Regions from separate parts of the Homo sapiens genome. Here region 2 is linked to region 1. Evidence: read pairs that join two places in POLR2A ChIA-PET (ENCODE). Cell type or tissue: OCI-LY7. All regions are shown on one strand. Each heading gives the region's core, and the rest is flanking DNA. Links, peaks and the distances in the headings are about the cores only. Region 1 overlaps VAPB (VAMP associated protein B and C). Region 2 overlaps ZNF831 (zinc finger protein 831).

The links. ChIA-PET counts read pairs that join two places held together with the same protein. Peaks named below come from ENCODE experiments on the same cell type or tissue, not always from the same donor. Only the 100,000 strongest peaks of a DNase experiment are listed, where the experiment ranks them.
Region 2: POLR2A ChIA-PET joins it to region 1 with 9 read pairs; 2 of 35 experiments call an interaction of 5 or more read pairs at or near these places.

Annotation. Positions count from the first base shown.
Region 1 is chr20:58,403,999-58,413,933 of GRCh38, reverse strand. The region is part of intron 1 of VAPB (VAMP associated protein B and C); the gene reads right to left. Among named protein-coding and RNA genes, the nearest start is that of VAPB, 20 kb to the right of the region's middle. RefSeq lists enhancers at 1-45, 46-837. In OCI-LY7, for the core only: no CTCF peak of the experiment used is centred there; DNase peaks (open chromatin) are centred at 5,163 and 5,753; H3K4me3 peaks cover 815 bases; H3K27ac peaks cover 1,735 bases.
Region 2 is chr20:59,174,336-59,184,270 of GRCh38, reverse strand. The region is part of intron 1 of ZNF831 (zinc finger protein 831); the gene reads right to left. Among named protein-coding and RNA genes, the nearest start is that of ZNF831, 15 kb to the right of the region's middle. In OCI-LY7, for the core only: CTCF peaks have their summits at 7,016 and 7,219 (motif pointing left); a DNase peak (open chromatin) is centred at 1,700; H3K4me3 peaks cover 965 bases; H3K27ac peaks cover 1,080 bases.

The DNA of each region.
Region 1 (9,935 bases), core at 856-8,855:
CGCCCCATCCGGGAGGTGAGGGGCGCCTCTGCCCGGCCGCCCCTACTGGGAAGTGAGGAGCCCCTCTGCCAGGCCAGCCGCCCTATCTGGGAGGGAGGTGGCGGGGTCAGCCCCCCGCCCGGCCAGCTGCCCCGTCCGGGAGGGAGGTGGGGAGGTCAGCCCCCCGCCCGGCCAGCGGCCCCACCCGGGAGGTGACGGGCGCCTCTGCCCGGCCGCCCCTACTGGGAAGTGAGGAGCCCCTCTGCCTGGCCACCACCCCGTCTGGGAGGTGTGCCCAACAGCTCATTGAGAACGGGCCAGGATGACAATGGCGGCTTTGTGGAATAGAAAGGCGGGAAAGGTGGGGAAAAGATTGAGAAATCGGATGGTTGCCATGTCTGTGTAGAAAGAAGTAGACATGGGAGACTTTTCATTTTGTTCTGTACTAAGAAAACTTCTGCCTTGGGATCCTGTTGATCGGTGACCTTACCCCCAACCCTGTGCTCTCTGAAACATGTGCTGTGTCCACTCAGGGTTAAATGGATTAAGGGCGGTGCAAGATGTGCTTTGTTAAACAGATGCTTGAAGGCAGCATGCTCGTTAAGAGTCATCACCAGTCCCTAATCTCAAGTACCCAGGGACACAAACACTGCGGAAGGCCGCAGGGTCCTCTGCCTAGGAAAACCAGAGACCTTTGTTCACTTGTTTATCTGCTGACCTTCCCTCCACTATTGTCCTATGACCCTGCCAAATCCCCCTCTGTGAGAAACACCCAAGAATTATCAATAAAAAATAAATTAAAAAAAAAAAAAAAAGAAGGCAAATACAATACCAGCAAAAACTTGCATACCATTAAAAGTGAAAGAAGAAATAGTTGCTTTTTACTCTTAATTACAAAAATTGGGCCTTAAGATGTATAAAGTTCTGGTTTGAAGGTCAAAGACCGTCACAATCCAGCACAACATGAAGAGGTCAGGTTCCAGGTGTTGAAAATGTCATAAAAAAATGGCTGAATAAACTTGTCAGGAAACCTAAGAGCATTTTATGGGAAAAGTATTCCATTAAATCTTTAAACAGTCTCCTGATCTACATATGATTTAAATGCTTTTCTGTAATTATTCATTCAAGAGCCATGGAAGAAAAATTAAAACGCTTCCCTTCAGGAAATGTAAATACTATCTTTACAAAAGAATAATTTAAAAGTTCATGTCCCATCAAATTATAAAAAGTAATAATGAAAATTTCCAGTGAACTGAAAACTCAATCTAGGCCTTACCTATCTGTATTACCTCAAGCATAGCATAACATCCTATCTACTAAATGGCAAGATAGAAGTTTTTAAGGAGTAAATATATAATTTTACCTTTTTTTTTTTTTTGAGACAGAGTCTCACTCTGTCACCCAGGCTGGAGTGCAGTGGCACGATCTTGGCTCACTGCAACCTCCACCTCCCAGGTTCAAGCGATTCTCATGCCCCAACCTCCCAAGTAGCTAGGACCACAGGCATATGCCACACCTGGCTAATTTTTGTATTTTTAATAGAGACAGGGTTTTACTACATTGGCTAGGGTGGTCTCAAACTCCTGACCTCAAATGATCCACCCACCTTGGCATCCCAAAGTGCTGGGATTAGAGGTGTGAGCCTCCACGCCCAGCCATAATTTTACTTTTAACTTAGCAATTCTACCAGAAAAATAAAGGCTAAAGTATATTTAGACCCCAAACTATAAAACTCCTACAGGATGACAGAATAAAATCTAGATGGCCTTGGATTTGGAGATGACTACTTACAACACCAAAACAAAATCCATGAAAAAAATAACTGATTAGCTAGACTTCATTAAAAATAAAAACATCTGTTCTGCAGAAGACAAGCCACAAGCCAGGAGAAAATATTTGCTAAAAACATACCTGAATAAAATACTGTCAACCAAACTATACAAAGAACTCTTAAAACTCAATAATATGAAAATGAAGGCTGGGCACAGTGGCTCATGCCTGTAATCCCAGCACTTTGGGAGGCTGTGGCGGGTGGATCACAACGTCAGGAGATCGAGACCATCCTGGCTAACACGGTGAAACCCCGTCTCTACTAAAAATACAAAAAAATTAGCCGGGCGTGGTGGTGGGCACCTGTAGTCCCAGCTACTCTGGAGGCTGAGGCAGGGGAATGGCCTGAACCAGGGAGGCGGAGCTTCCAATGTGCTGAGATCGTGCCACTGCACTCCAGTCTGGGTGACAGAGCGAAAGAGACTCCGTCTCAAAAAATAATAAAAATAAAATAAAATAAAATGAACAACCTAATTTTAAAATGGGCAAAAGATCTGAACAGCCACCTCACCAAAAACGTACAGAAAGCAAATAAACATACGAAAAGATGTCTGGCCGGGTGCGGTGGCTCACGCCTGTAATCAGGAGGCCAAGGCGGGTGGATCAGCTGAGGTCAGGAATTCGAGACCAGCTTGGCCAACATGGTGAAACCCTGTCTCTACTGAAAATACAAAAAGTAGCCAGGTGTGGTGGCCCATGCCTGTAGTCCCAGCTACTGGGGAGGCTGAGGCAGGAGGATCACTTGAACCCGGGAGGCAGAGGTTGCAGTGAGCCAAGACTGTGCCACTGCACTTCAGCCTGGGCGACAGAGTAAGACTCCATCTCAGAAAAACAAAAATAGAAAAGATGTCCAATGAGATACTATTACACATTTGTTCATTTTCTTATTGTTGAGTTTTAGAATGGCCAAATTCTAAAATACTACCAATACCAAGTGTTGGTGAGGATGTGGAACAACAGGAACTCTCATTCACTGCTGGTGGGAATGAAAAACGGTGCACAGACACTTTGAAAGACCATTTAGCAGTTTCTTACAAAACTAAACATATTCTTACCATACAATCCAGCAATCACCCTCCTTGGTATTTACCCAAGTAAGTTGAAAACTTATATCCACACAAACACCTGCACATGGATGTTTATAGCAGCTTTATTCATAACTGCCAAAATGCAGAAGCATTTTGTGAGTGGATAAAATAAACTGTGGTATATCCAGACACTGAAATAGTGCTCAGTGCTAAAAAGAAATGAGCTATAAAGCCATGAAAAGACACGGAGGAGCCTTAAATGCATATTCCTGAGTGAAAGCAGTCAGTATGAAAAGGTAGCATACTGTATGATTTTACTCTATGACATTCTGGAAAAGGCAAAACTACAGAGACAATAAAAAGATAAGGTGTTGGCCAGGCATGGTGGCTCACGCCTATAATCCAGCACTTTGGGAGGCTGAGTGGGGCGGGGGGGCGGATCACTTGACATCAGGAGTTCGAGACCAGCCTGGCCAGTATGGTGAAACCACATCTCTAATAAAACTACAAAAATTGGCTAGGTGTGGGGGCACACACCTGTAATCCCAGCAACTCGGGGGGCTGAGGCAGGAGAACAGTTTGAACCCAGGAGGCGAAGGTTACAGTGAGCGAAGATCGCTCCACTGCACTCCAGCCTGTGTGATGGAGCAAGACTCTGTTATCAAAATAAATAAATAAATAAATAAATACGGTGTTGATAAAATTTAAGGGAGGAAAGAACACAAGGAGCATAGAGCAGTTTTAGGACAGTAAAACTGAAACTACTCTGATATTATAATGGTGGATACATGTCATTATACATTTGTAAAAACTCACAGAATGTACAACACTAGAAATGAATACTAACGCAGACTACGGACTCTGGCTAACAATGACATGTCAATGTAGGTTCACCAATGGTAACCAATGTACCTCTCAGTGTAGGATGTTGGCAGTGGAGGGGGTTATGATGCATGTGTGGGGTAGGAGTTACAAGAGAACTCTGTGCATACTTTCTGCTCAGTTTTTGTGTGAACCTAAAACTGTTCTAAACTATATTTTTTTTAAAAAAAGGAAGGGGAAAAAGCATTTGGTCTTTTATATTAATTCACTTTCGGTAGTATCCCCCTTAACATTTCTAATATTAAATATTATTGAGATTTTGAAAATATCTATCTGTATTGTGTGTGTGTGTGTGTGTGTGTGTGTGTGTATATGAATAAAGATTCTTTGTTGTGCAAAGTGATTGCTCCTCTTCCTTTTCTAGAGTTCATGAAATTCTGGTTTCACAAATACATATCCTTCCTTTGTTATTTATCTTCTGATGTAGCTACAATACTTTGAAACTCAACCTATATATGTTACCAAATAAGTTGTATACCAATTTGATATATAATCTATCAGGTCTCAGCTTTCCAGATACAAGTTTAAAGTTATTAGCTTCACAACAGTTTTTTCCACTCTGCATAAAAAAAGCTATATTATTTTATACTCTTGCAAACACAAATTAGGTACAGTATCTCTCCTTTTCACAGCCTCTCCAAAAAACAAATTACCATATTTCACTTCAACTCTAAAAAGATTACCTTCTGGGAAGGTAATAATCTGTCTCCAGAAGCCTATGACTTTTGATGGATTTTGTTAAGACAATAAAAGTGTGCTTGAGGTTTCAATACAGTAGACTCTCTATGTGGGAAAAATACACTAAAATGGAGGGACACGGACATTCTAAAGCAAAATCTGTTGGATATCTTATTAATATTTTTAAATTTTACCCTTTGACAGTCTATTTACATTAAAAAGTATCCTATTGCTTTCTGCGTTCTATACCCATCTGCAGTGCACCAATCCCCACATTATTTCTTTTCTTGTTTATGTAAATCTTCCCCTTCTAGAATGGAAACTCCATCAACACAGACTTTTTTGTCCCTCTTGTTCATTACTGATCATCAGCACCTAGAGCACTTGCAGGCATAGAACAGATGCTCAATAATATATTTGCTGAATGAACAAATAGCCATGCCATGCTTCCATCTACTTCACACAATGGCTGTATTCTTCCTCTATGCACCCTCTGTAAGCACATCCAGGCTCTGGGTGAATAAATACTGAGACTACTGCTGCTCCTGTTCCAGCATTACACCCTTTTCATCTTCTGCATAGGACATATTTTGTTTGTTCCTTTCCTGTTTCCACATGGAGTGGGGGGCGGGGTGGGGGGGGGGGGTGTCTGTCCTATTCATCACCAGATCCTCCAAACTAGAACAGTGCCACAAACATAGTAAAAATGTATGCTGCATGAATACGAGACTTCCTCAGAGGTCATTGTACTCTGATTCTGCTGCATTTCCTGTAAACAGACACCTACTTCAAAACCCGGATCTGAAATCACTCTAAATTTGTGCTGCTTATATACAGGTTGAAGGTATTAAAAATGCTCACTGTGTCAATAATGCTTTCATCATAATTATTCTATGGTGTTTTTTTTTAAAGTTGCCCCCTCCCTAAAAAATGAAAGATACCATACTAACAGATATTCGAAGAGAGTGAGCTGTTAAATAACCATGAACTCAAGAATAAGGACACTGGAGAAGTTTTCTTAAAAATCTATTTTCTTGATCGAATTGTTAGCTCACACATTAAATCAATGCTTTAGAAACAAAAATAAAGCTTTAAAGCTTTGCAACCAATGTGTTTAAATGGCAGACATTATATTCCAATATTCCAGCAGAAAGCCTGATTGTATAGCTCTTATTTTGAAATAACCACATAAAAACAACCCTACCCATAGACACATAACTTTCCTGAAGAACTCTTAGAATGCAGTGTTTTAAATTAATAAAGTATTCTCCTGGTATCCTCGGGAGCCAGCCAGCTACTGAGAAACATCACACCTGTTATTGCAGCAAGAGAAATCAACACCAAGAACTCTCACTGATGATGCCATCAAAGGCACACCAGAAGCCAACTTGATTGAAATAGACTATACCAGACTTGCAGGGTGCTTACTCAATTCACTAGTTTCCTAGGTCTTTCAGAGCAGAAAGAAACAAAACTCAGCCTGCCACCACCTCCATGGGTGGGAAAACTAAACTGGAAGACATGCTACTGTATTTTAAGAATTCCTAAGATCAAACTCAGGAAAGCTACCTGAAAAAAAATACAAAGTTAGTAAGGAACAGCCTGGAAAACTAAGATATTTGCAGTTTATATAACAGATGAATGGCCAGAATTGAAAATATATAAAGAATTCTCTTACTTACAATAAAAATTCTAAAATCTCATGAAGGAATACTATACAACTCTTTAAAAGAATGAACTAGATCTGTATTTCAACAGTTGATAGGTCTCAAAAACATGTTAAGTCATCCATACACCATGACACTACATTAAGTGATCTAGAAAAAAACGGAAATAGTTCACATTAAATTCCTCCGGGGAGTTAAAAAAAAAACAAAAAAAAAAGGAGGGCGTATGAATCAGCAGATATGGAGTACAGACATGCCATAAATTATTAGTGAAGTTTTACTTGTTTTATTAAAGAAAGATTTAAAACGAGTCTTCTAACAAATTATTAACATTTAGTTACTCCATACTGGGGTATTTATATTATCTGTATTTTTCTGTACTTAAAAATTTTTTCATATACAGAAAGCTACCTGTAGTTTATGTGAGATCCAAACAAGGTTCTTTTGAAATAATTTTCTACTTGTTCAGACTTGTAAAGTTGTTGAAAACTGATAAACCAGCCTTGATAGTCATGCTTGTATAATTTATAAAAATCAAGGTTATCACTCAAAACATGTTTAAAGTTGCAGTGGTCTCATTAACTCAAGACAAAGACCCATGTGTACAATTCTGACAAAAGCTTCTGTATGAACTTCAAATACTAGAAACCATCTAAAGATAAATACTGTCACTACTTTCCTTTAATACACTAGATTTTTTTTCGTAATAGAAAAATGGCTAAAAGGAGTATATAAGAGCTGAGGCTTCATACATTCTATCTATATCCAGCACTAATATTATCGTGCAGTAGAAGATTATTCACAGATGAATTTTACATCAGTTCTAAAAGGATCTTAGACGATTTAATAAACTGAATTTTTTCAATGCATTCTTTATCCCATTGACTAACGAACATCTAGTAATTATTCTCTACTTGAAAGACCAAAATTTCTGATTACAGTAATCACAAAAATAAACAAAAAGATAAGCAATATTCTACTGCAAATAAAATTCTATCTAAATAGAAGAGTGACAAAACATGATTCACATTTTACACAAAGCAGGATGAGTCAAGACAGATAATATGCTCAAGTTAGGGGTATGAGTGATAAAATAGCATGGGGTCCCAATTTCTCATGGTTGTAGTTGTTTTAACAGTTCAAGTGCAAAAAGTCATTAACAACAGAAGTAAAACTTCTCCAAAGTGTTCCATCTTTAGTGGAGATGACAGCATGTGAAAAAGCCTCCATACGAAAATCAACACATCCAATTCACACCAGATACAGAACAGGGGAGAAGAACAAGTTTAGCATTCTGCACCTTGATGATCCAACTGGAATTTTCAATCTGTGAACGATGAGAAACAGTAGAACGTGGTTTATCAGTTAGTGTGTAATCTGTTCTGGTTCCTTTTCAATAAAGAACCTAAGTGGCTATACCAGTGATAAGAGATTATCAACCAGGTCAGCAGCTTCTTAAACTCAAGAAGAGGCCAGGGGAAAGGCTGTGAGACTTGGATGAAAAATATTTTCTATTTTTCCCTTACTCTGCCTTTGGAAATTATGCTCATTCTTCAAAGTTTTGCTCAAACGTCTTCTCTTTTGGAAAGGTTTACCAAATCTCTTTAATCAGAAGAAATTACTCCTTACTGTTCTATGTCACAACAATAAGCTGACTGCCAAATTTATATCTGCAGCCTGGCCCTCTCCCCTGAGCTCCAGACTCAACTACCTATTTAACATCTCTCGTTGCAAGTGTACTGAGCATCTCAAGTTTCTCATGTCCAAACGGCACTCTTGAGTCCCACTCTCCTCCCTCAAACTCAATGCTTCTCATCTCAGTAAAGAAACCACCACTCACCCAACTGCTTAGGCCAAAAGCAGTCTCTCTTCCTCTACATTTAATCTACATTCCTCTATATTCCTCTACATTTAATCTAGAAACCCTGTCTCCACTAAAGATACAAAAATTACTTAGGCGTGGTGGCACATGCCTGTAGTCCCAGCTACTTGGGAAGCTGAGGCAGGAGAATTGCTTGAACTGGGAGGGGGAGGTTACAGTGAGCCGAGTGAGATCGCACCACTGCACTCCAGCCTGGGCAACAGAGCCAGTCTCCGTCTCAAAAAAAAAAAAAAAAAAAAAAAAAAGGCTCCTGGCCAGGCGTGATGGCTCACACCTGTAATCCTAGCATTTTGGGAGGCCTGAGCTCAGGAGTTTAGGAGTTCAAGACCAGCCTGGGCAACATGGTGAAACCCTGTCTACTAAAAATAAAAAAATTAGCTGGGCATAATCCCAGCTACTCAGGAGGCTGAGGCAAGAGAATTGCTTGAACCCGGGAGACAGAGGTTGCAGTGAACCGAGATCGCGCCACTACACTCCAGCCTGGGCGACAGAGCAAGACTCTGTCTCCAAAAATAAAAATAAAAATAAAAATAAACTCCTGCTCAGATTCCTCTGTGGCTTCCCATCTCACAACAAAATCCAAAGTCCCTCCTGTGGCCTGCCTACCGGCAAGGCTCCTGCCCTCTTCTTTGAGCTCATCTCCCCGCAGGCCCCTCCACCACTCTAGCACAGGCATACCTTGCTGCTCCTTGAACACACCAAGCTCATCATCACCTTGCACCTGCCCTTCCATCTGTCTGTAATGCTCTTCCCAAATGTCTCCACAGTTCATACACTCATTTTATATAGGTCTCAGTTCAAATATCACCTCCTCAGGTAAATGACCTTCCCTAATCACCCTACTTAAATGACCTTCCCTAATTACCCTACTTAAAATTGAATCCATTCCCAAATCCCTTTATCTTGCATTGTTTTTAGTTGTTTTTTTCCCATTTATCACCTACTGCCTGACACCACATCATATATATTTTCTGTTTTTATTTAATGTACACCTTCTCCACTAGAAGATGAGCTCCACAAGGTAAAAGTTTTCTCATCTCGGCCTCTCAGCAATGCTTGGCACACTACAGGTACTCAATAAGTAACCCATGAAGAGAATGGTTCAGGTGCTGTGCTAGGCTCTCAAGCTAGAGAGAGAAACAGGGCACTGCAGCTCCCACCCAGAATACACAGAACAATCTTGGGGCCCATCCAGAATTAATGAATCAGAATCTCTAGGACTGAGACTCCATAATGATTTTTTCTTTTTAAAAAAATATCAAATGTGACGTTAGCTCATATTTAACAGTACCAATCTATTCTAAGCACTTTACATGTGTTAATTTGTATACTCCTAACATACCCCAGAGGGAGAAATTTGAGGCACAGAGAGGTTAAATGCATCACTGAAGGACACATGACTTTCAGATGGCAAATCTAGGGTTCACACTCTTAACTCCTGGGCAGTATACTACCTCTAACTGCATCGAACACTGTATGAAAGGTAATCTATAAAGCATCCTATCAAAAGGGGAGGGTGAGGAGCACAGGGAACTGATCACTGAGGCAAGCCCTGGAGTCTGAAAAGCAGATAACGCAAAGTACACTTTGAGCTGTAGGGAACTTGGGTGAAAGTACAGTGTGATAACGCTATAAGGGGCTTCTGGGGGCATCAAATGGCTGAAGAGGAAGGGGTACGAGAGGGGTGAAAGAAGCTGAGGCTGGAAAGATGCGGTGTGGCCTGACTCTGAAGAGTTTTGCTGCTGGCCTAAGAATTTGGGCCACGAACCTATCCGTAAGATCTAGAGAGCCAATGAATGTTTTTAAACCAAGAAATGATATCAAATTTCAATTTTTAGAAAAATATCTCTGGAAACTGTATAAAGTATAGTCCAAAGGGTGAGAGAAGCAGGCAGAAAAAATAGAGACAGAAAGTTGAGTCACGGTGCTACTACAATAGTCTGGAAGGGAAAGGACCTATACTTAGGATACGATAGAATACTAAGAAGC
Region 2 (9,935 bases), core at 1,311-9,310, 770 kb before region 1:
TCAGTAAACACACATCCAGACAATGGAATATTATTCATCGATAAAAAGAAATAAGCTAGCAAATAAGCTGGCAAGCCACAGAAAGACAGAGAGGAAACTTAAATGCATGTTCCTAAGTGAAAGAAGCCAATCTGAAAAGACTTTGTCTTGTGTGGTTCCAACTGTATGACCTTCTGGAAAAGGCAAAACTATGGAGACAGTGAAAAGGTCAGGGGTTGCCAGGGGTTGGGGGAGGAGGGGATGAAGAGGTGGGTGGAGTGAAAGGGATTGTTCTGATCCTGTAATACCAAATACTTGCCACTATACATTTGTCAAAACTCATGGAACATGCAATACCAAGAGAGAACCCTAGTGTAGACTATGGACTTTGGTGTCTCTCAGTGGGTTCACCAGTTGCAACCAATGCACCACCCTCATTTGCAAGATGCTCACAACAGGGAAAACAGTGGGGACACAGGCTGAAAGAGGTGGATGGGAGGTCTCTGTACTTTCTCCTCATTTTTCTGCAAACCTAAAACTACTCTTAAAAATTGTCTATTAACTTCGAAAATTGTTTTAAATCAAAACAGTTTTTTAAAAGAGATGTGAAAAGATAGTTATCCTCATCAGCCAAGAAATGCAAGGTATAAACCATGATGTCATGTTTTGCCTACTGCAGGAACGAGGGGGCCAAAAGAAATAAATACTTGTAATAATTGGGCATAAAAGCGGGCGGTGGGGATACTGAATCAATCATCACCAAAAAGAGAAGATCAATTTTCCCTACGAACCATTAACATAAATACCTATTAAAATTTTTCAAATATGTATCTGTAGGCCACCATGCATGCTCTCGCACACCTGAGTGGTATGGTCCTCTACTTTGAAAAGCACCTGCCTAACTTACAGTCTTCACCTGATACACCCTTGGTGTAGACCCTGTACCTGCAAGGCTGCAGCAACATGCTCCCTAGTCCACTAGCACCCAGCTAGGCTTGCCCAAAGGGAGGTGCTGGCAAGTCCAGGCAGGAGGGTAAGGTCAGGCCTGGCTCCAAGGTGGCCTTTGTCCCTCTACTCAGGGACAGACTTTCGTTAGGTGGCCCTCTCTAGGTCCAACCACGGTTCCCACGTTGGCCTCTCATGCCTGGAGTGGGTAACACTCCCCCACTGCTGCCAGCCCTCAGGTGCCCCAACTTCCCAGAACCAGGCCCACACTTGGTAAATGGCCCCACATTGAAACCCCTCTCAGTCGCCCACCCACTTGAATGTGCATCTAGGCCAGCCAGGACCCAAAGGGAAATTACAACTTACCTTATGTGCGCAGGTGAATGTTCCCAGAGAGCAAGAGCAGCCCTAACTTTTGTCAGATTCTAGAAGGGTCTGGAAGGGTCTCTGAGGGTGAGAATAGCTGGTTAGAAACAACGCCTCCCTAAAAGCAGGGGAGGCTGCCCACTTCCTGTCAGGGCCAAACACATGTTAGTTCCCACTATGACTTCACCCAAATTCATTCTGTTTAGTGACAAAATATGTTTTGCCTAAACAATTATGATAAAGGAGCAGGCCAGAAGAGAGTTTACAAACAAACACACAGTGTGCAGAAAGCTTAGGCAAGTTGGAGGAGAGGAGTGTCCCCTGCAATTGCCTAATTTTCATACACAAATTACGTGGTTTCCCTGTAGATGGTCAATCGGTTGCAGATGTGTGGAAGGAGAAGCTTGATGTCAGGTTGGCTTTGGCAAGAGGGAGGGCCTGCCAGCTGCGCTCAGCCATCCCCGTCCCCTGTCTTCTTGGTGGAAGAAGAAAAAAGCCTGGGTTTGAGTTCTGGTTTTGCCACTTACCCCCTCCCTGTGAAGCTCAGCAAGTTCCCTAACCTCAGGATTTTCATTTGTAAAATGTGGATAACGAGGATTAAACAGATGCTACCTATAAGCACTGATCACAGCATAATGCAAAATGGGAAAAATCTGCTGAAAATTATTCAGCTAATTTTCTCTTTTTCTTTTTCCCAAGCCCATCAGTATTACCTTGATCTGCCTGAGACATCTTCTGCCTAAGCTTTGCAGGTTCACAGCACAGGGAGCTGACCTTTATGTGACACCATGTCCAGGCCACAGGCCCAAGGTCTACACATGCCCTAAGCCATCTAATCCACGCAGCAGGGAGGTGCTGTTATTAATCTAACAAGAGGAATAAGGCGCTGAGAGATGGAGGGATTCACCCAAGATCAAGGAGTTGAGAAGTATATTCCTTCCAGTGAAGAAAGACAGAGAGAACAGGGAAGCCTGGGCTGGCATGCAGAATAAGATTGGCATAAAGGACCTCTTCAAGGAGAACTACAAACCACTGCTCAAGGAAATAGGAGAGGACACAAACAAATGGAAAAACATTCCATGCTCATGGAAAGGAAAAATTAATATCATGAAGATGGCCATACTGCCCAAAGTAATTTATAGATTCAATGTTATTCCCATCAAGCTACCAGTGACTTTCTTCACAGAATGAGAAAAACTATACTACAAGGCTACAGTAACCAAAACAGCATGGTACTGGTACCAAAACAGATATATAGACCAAGGGAACAGAACAGAGACCTCAGAAATAACACCACACATCTACAACCATCTGATCTTCGACAAACCTGACAAAAATAAGCAATGGGGAAAGGATTCCCTATTTATTAAATGGTGCTGGGAAAACTGGCTAGCCATATGCAAAAAGCAGAAACTGGACCCCTTCCTTACACATTATACAAAAATTAAGATGGATTAAAGACTTAAATGTAAAACCCAAAACCATAAAAACCCTAGAAGAAAACCTAGGCAATACCATTCAGGACACAGGCATGGGCAAAGACTTTATGACTAAAACACCAAAAGCAATTGCAACAAAAGCCAAAATTGACAAATGGGATCTAATCAAACTAAAGAGCTTCTGCACAACAACAGAAGCTATCATCAGGGTGAACAGGCAACCTACAGAATGGGAGAAAATTTTTGCAAGCTACTCATCTGACAAAGGTCTAATATCTAGAATCTACAAGGAACTTAGACAAATTTACAAGAGGAAAACAACCCCATCAAAAAGTGGGCGAAGGATATGAACAGATACTTCTCAAAAGAAAACAATTTATGCGGCCAACAAACATATGAAAAAAAGATCATCATCACTGGTCATTAGAGAAATGCAAATCAAAACCACAATGAGATACCATCTCGTGCCAGTTAGAATGGCAATTATTAAAAAGTCAGGAAACAACACATGCTGACAAGGCTGTGGAGAAATAGGAATGCTTTTACACTGTTGGTGGGAGTGTAAATTAGTTCAACCATTGTGGAAGACAATGTGGCGATTCCTCAAGGATCTGGAACCAGAAATACCATTTGACCCAGCGATCCCATGACTGGGTATATACCCAAAGGATTATAAATCATTCTACTATAAAGATACATTCACACATATGTTTATTGCAGCACTATTTACAATAGCAAAGACTTGGAACCAACCCAAATGCCCATCAGTGATAGACTGGATAAAGAAAATGTGGCACATATACACCATGGAATAGTATGCAGCCATAAAAAAGAATGAGTTCATGTCCTTTGCAGGGACATGGATGAAGCTGGAAGCCATCATTCTCAGCAAACTAACACAGGAACAGAAAACCAAACACTGCATGTTCTCACTCATAAGTGGGAGTTGAACAATGAGAACACATGTACACAGGGAGGGGAACATCACACACCAGAGCCTGTCGTGGGGTTGCCGGGGGGGAAGGGGAGGGAGACCATTAGGACAAATATCTAACGCATGCAGGGCTTAAAACCTAGATGACAAGTTGATGTGTGTAGCAAACCACCATGGCACATGTATACCTATGTAACAAGCCTGCACGTTCTGCACATGTATCCCAGAACTTTTAAAGTAAAATAAAAAATAAAAAAGATTTCTCATAAGATGATCATCTGTGCTTGAGCCTGGGAGCTTGAGACCAGCCTGGGCAACATAGTGAGACCCCCATCTCTACAAAAAATAAATAATTAGGCAGGCATGGTGGTACACGCCTGTGGTCCCAGCTACTCAGGAGGTTGAGGTGGGAAAACCGCTTGAACTGAGGAGGTTGAGGCTACGGTGAGCTAGGATCACACCACTGCACTCCAGCCTGGGTGAGAGTGACACTCTGTCTCAAAATAAAATAAAATAAAATGATCGTCTAGAAAGCCAGATATTGTTTATGAGAGTGAAGAGTTTTTCAAAATTACCTTCACTCTTTGTTTAATATTTCACGCTCCAAGGAGGGAGGACCTGTGCCCACAACTCTCCTGTAGAGAAGATGCCCCTCTAACAGTGGCACAGCAAAGATATGGGCCTAGCTGCCTGATAGGTGAGGGCAGCTTTATGTAAGGGAAGCATGGTGGGTTGAATCGTATTCTCCAAAATAGCATCCAAGTCCTGCCCCTACTACCTGCGATTGGGACCTTATTTGGAAATAGGGTCTTTGCAGATATCATTAAGTTAAGGATCTCAAAATGGTATCACACTGGATTTAGTGGGGTCCCTAAATCCAGTGACTGATGGTGTCCTTATAAGAAAAGGAGAGGATGCAGGGACCCAGGGGGTAGGCCATGCGAAGACCCACGCGAGGACGGAGGCAGAGATGGGGCAAAATCCAGCCACAAGCCAGGGAATGCCTGGAGCCACCAGGAACTGAAAGAGGCCAGGAAGGACCCTCCCTTGCCCTCTCCCACCCAGAGCTTTAGAGGGAGGGTGGCCCCTCCCTCTAAAAATCAAGGATGCCTTGATTTCAGGCCGCTGGTCTCCTGCACTGTGAGAAAATCCATTCTGTTGCTGTGAGCCCCCCAGTGTGTGGTCATTTGTTACTGCAGGCTCAGGAAACAAATCCAGGATGTGAAAGGAAGCTCTGCCCTTCGCTGGACTGTAGTGAGAAGCGGATGGGTGCGGAGGAGGAAGGCAAGTGGGAGGGTCAGGCTTCAACCAGAGAGGAGCAGGTACAAGCGGGGGTAACACCAGGGCTATCCCCCAACTTCCCATTGATGGACTCTATAAAGAGTCGTCTTCACAGGCTGTCCATGTGTGACCTGGTGTGAGGCACGGTCGGGCAGTGGGTGCCCCAGGGCTGCACTGTCCTGAGCCACTGTGGTCCTCCCATGATATGAACAGAGTCTGTCGTGGAGCTCACAGTGTGCCAGGGTGGGGACAACTAGTGGGAAGAGGTGCTCTGTAATGAGGGCTCCAGGGTGGACCCCCCGCCCTTCAAGTCCTTCATGCTGGGGGTGGAGGATGGGTAAAAGGACACGACATATGGGGACATAAGGAGACTGGGTGTTTATTTGATAGAGTGTTTAAAAGAGAGCGGGCTCTGGAGGACGACCCAAATCCCACCATGCATTTCCAAGTCCTGTGACTCAGATGAGCTGCACAGCCTCCCTAGGACTCGGTTTTCTTGTTTGTAAAATGGAAAAATATTGACACCTCCCCCATGGCATCATGTGATACTCAAATGAACTGTAAACATGCCTGGCCAAAGTAAAAGCCTAATGGAATCAATAAATACATGTTTTTTCTTCCACTCCCACTGATCTTAGAGAAGATCCGATCAGCTATGGAAAAGTAAAGGAATATTTTCTTTTAGTATATCCAAGTTGTAGAGTGAGTTATTAATACATTTTTTTCAAGGCATGAGACTCTTTCTGAACCATTATACTGAATGACTGCATAGTATCCATCACTGACCCAGGATGGCCCAGGGCCCTGTATACTACCTGGCACATAGCAGGTGTTCAATAAATATTGGTTGAGTGAATGAATTATAGCCTTAGATAAGACTATAAAGAAATGGCCTGACTTAAATTATCACATTTGAGAAAAAGGGAAGGCATTTTTATGTGAAACTCCTCTGAAGAGGTTCCTCACTTACTTGAGCCAAACCATGCTGTTCTGGTCTACTTCTCAGAAATTCCCAAAGGTTTATACAGCAGAGTCCCTTAACGTGCAAATTTAATTCACTTGAATTCAACCTCACAGGCTGCATAAGAAAATAACAATTTCCACCACTTGGTAATGCTCCTAGCTGTCAACTCATAATGCCCAAGTGAAAGGAGGGGGCTTGAAGCCCTGGTTCCCTCAAGCAGGCTCAGCCCCACATGGCCCTCACAGCTACTGCTAAACACGACTCCAGTGTTTCCAGTATTTTTGGTACAACATGTGCCAAAAATACAAGCTTCTCGCCGCATCTGTTGATTAAACCAGGAAATAAGACAAAATTCAAAACCAAAAGAAAAACTGGCTGAGTTGGAGGTACTGAGAAGTACTGTGAGCAGATCGGAAAAACAGCCTCGCTTCTTCACACCTTTCTGTTTCTGTGGCTTCTGCAAGGGCACTTTGCTACTCCTCCCATCAAGATCTGGAGACTTTTTCTCCACTCCTCAACTCCAGGCAACATCGTGTCACATTAGGGATGGTGTGCCTAGGTCCCAAGAAGCTTGCACGCTTCTGCTCTGCTTCTGCCATGAGAACAAGCCCAGATGAGCTCCCAGGAGGATGAGCGACCATGTGGAGCTGAGCCAAGCAATCCCAGGAGAGACCGTCCTCGTCCAGCCAGTGAGGGAAGAGTGCAATTTTAAATGAGATGGGCCAGGTGAGCATCCCTAACAAGAATGTCAGCTCCATAACACAAGCTCTTTCATTTACTGGTCTACTGTATACCAACTCGTCCTAGTTTGTCCTAGACTTGCCTGGTTTTAACATGGGAACCTAGTGGTGGAATGAGCCATGCTGGTACCTGGGGTAAGAGTGTTTCCTGCAATGCAAAGGCCAATGGATGCAAACAGCCAGTGCAAAGGCCCTGAGGTGGGAATGTGCCTGGCATGTTTGCGGCATGACACACTGAATCAGAGGAACTGCACCCACAGACGCTAGCCTGCTCAACAATATTTTTTTAAATTCTTTCTGGGCAAGTATACTATTTCCCTGGGCTTTTGTTTCCTCATCTGCAAAATGGAGAGAACAATGTCTGGGTACCTAATGACCTGAAATTATGGATACTAGGGATGCCATGCTTAATTAAATGACAAGACGCCTGTCTTGATTACTGCTGTGACTGTTACTCTCCTCCACGGCAAATGGAGAAAGCAAAGCCTAAAGCTTTATTGCTGGACAGAAGACAAGGCCAGCACAAGGATGAGAACTGCCATCCAGAACTGCTCTCCTTCCACCACTGAGGGCCACTTGGAAGGTGACCTCTGCTGGCTGTTGTGTGCCAAGGGCAGATCTTTCCAGTATGGGCCTGGCTGTGTTGGAGGTTTATCTTGATTCCTCGTGGCTTAGAACACAAAATAAAATGTTACATAGCACCACGATTCGTGATTGCCTAGCAGGCTATCAACAGATTTGTTTAGGATGTGAAATAATGAATTCAGAATATTGTATTGATGATGGTTATTCTTTTATATAATTACAATAATTATCCAGGAAAATAGCAAACAGATGCAGTGCTGAATTCAAATAAAGGGTAGGAAGAAGCGTCCCAAATACTGACGTGATTCAGAATATTATATGAGTTAACCCTACCTCTTAAACTGCCCATGTCAGAACTACAAGGTATGGATAGGCACTCTTTATAAATGGACATAATGTACGCACTAAAGCGAAATACACATGCGTGTTACAGTGGGTCTAGGGGGGTTACTCAGAAAAGGTATGTCAGTTAGGACCCAACATGATTCTATGGCTGCAGACTGACAGGTGGCAAGAGATCATGTTCCTCAAATTTCTCCATCTCTCAATGGGATGTATTTTTTTAATTAAGGTACAATTTACATACAGTAAAATGCACCCTCTTTAGTGTACAGTTCTGTGAATTTTGACAAGTAAATACAGTCGTGTAACAACCAACATAATCAAGAAGGCCATCACATCCCCAAATCATGCCTCCCTCTCTGGTCAATCCCTTCCTCCACCTCCAGCCTCTGGCAACCACAGATCTGTTTTCTGTCCCTATAAGTTTGTCTTTTCCAGAATGTCCTATAAATGCAACCACATATTATGCGGCTTTTTTGGTCCAGCTTCTTTCATTCAGGACAATACCTTTGAGAGCCATCCAAGCTGTTGTGTGCTCCAATCATTCATTCCTTTTCCTTGCCAAGTCCTGTTTTACGGTGTGGGTGTGCCACAGTGTGTTAATCCACTCCCTCTTTCTGTGGGAGGCAATAATAAGGCATTCCTAGCTCTTCCAGACAGGGAAATGTCAGTAAAGGCCTGGCAGAAAGCCAGTGCTACTATCCTTCCCAGGAGGTAACAGGGCCTTCCCAATGAGTACCAACAGAGGCTGAGTAGGGAACCTCAACTTCCACTCATCTCTTCCCCAGTCAGAGCAGTAGCAAAGGAAGCCAGCTAACACAGAAGGGTCACTAAACCCAGACTCTCATACCATAATGCCCAAAATGTCCAAGTCTCAATTAAAAATCATTTGTCATACCACGAACCAAGAAGACCTCAAACTGAAAGGAAAAAGACAATGCACAGATGCCAACACCAATATGCAAGAGGTGCTGGGATTCCCTGACAGCTATGAAGCAGCCATCATGAAAATGTTCCCATGAACACTTACAAATATGCTTGAAACAAAGGAAACATAGAAAGCCCCAGCAAAGACATAGAAGATAAAAGAAGAACTACATGGAAATAATAGAAATGAAAAATACTATAATCAAAAATGTAAAAACTCAGTGGATGCCCTCAACAGCAAAATGGACAGGACAGAAAAAAAGAATCGGTGAACTTGAAGATAGGACAATGGAAATTACCCAATCTGAGCAACAGAGAGAAAACAGGATGAAAATTAAAAAAAATAAAAAAAAAATGAACAGCCTCAGGGACCCATGGCACTAACAAAAGGTCTAATATTCCTATCATCAGAGCCTGGGAAGGAGAAGAGAAAGAAGATGAGCTTAAAAAGTGCTCAAATAATGTTCAGGAGCTTCAATTTGGCAGAAGACATAAAGCTACAAGTTCAGGAAGCTGAGAGAACCACCCACCCCCACCCCCACCACCAGGATAAACCCAAAGAAATCCACACCAAAGCACGTCATAGTCAAACTCCTGAACTCTAAAGATAAAAAATATTGAAAGAAGCAAGTGAGAAACAATGCCTTAGCTACAGAAAAAACAATTCTAATGAAAGCAGGTTCTCATCAGAAACTTGGAGGCAAGTAGAAAAGGGTATCACATTTTTCAAGAGCTGATGGAAAGGAAGTGTCAGCCCAAAATTTTATATCCGGTGAAAATATCCTCCTGGAATGAAGGGGAAATCAAGATATTCGCAAATAAATGAAAACAAATAGAATCTGTCACCAGCAGGCCCACCCTCAAAGAATGAAAGTTCTCTAAACAGAAAGGATGTAACAAAAAGAGAAACTTGGAACATCAGGAAGGAAAAAAGAACAATGGAAACAGTAAAAAAGTGGGTAAAAACATTCCCTTTTGAGTTTTTCTTTTTTGTTTTGGGGTGTTTTTTTGTTTGTTTTGTTTTTTGTTTTTTTTGTTTTTGAGACAGGGTCTTGCTTTGTCACCCAGGCTGGAGTGCACATACATTGATCAGTGGTGCGTACATGGATCACTGCAGCCTCAACCTCCTGGGCTCAAGCAATCCTCCTGCCTTGGCATCCCAAAGTCCTGGGATTACAGGCATGAGCCAACACTCCCGAGCAAGTTTTCTTAATCATGTTTGGTGGCTGAAACAAAAATTATAACACTGTCTGATATGGTTCTAAATGTATGTAAAGGAAATATTTAAGATAATTCTAAATGTGAGGGCATAAATGGAGGTGAGATTTCTACTCTTCACTCCAACTGGTAAAATAACGACACCAGCAGACTATGATAAGTTCCATATATATAAAATGTAATACCTAGAGCAACCATTATGCGGTGGTATCTGA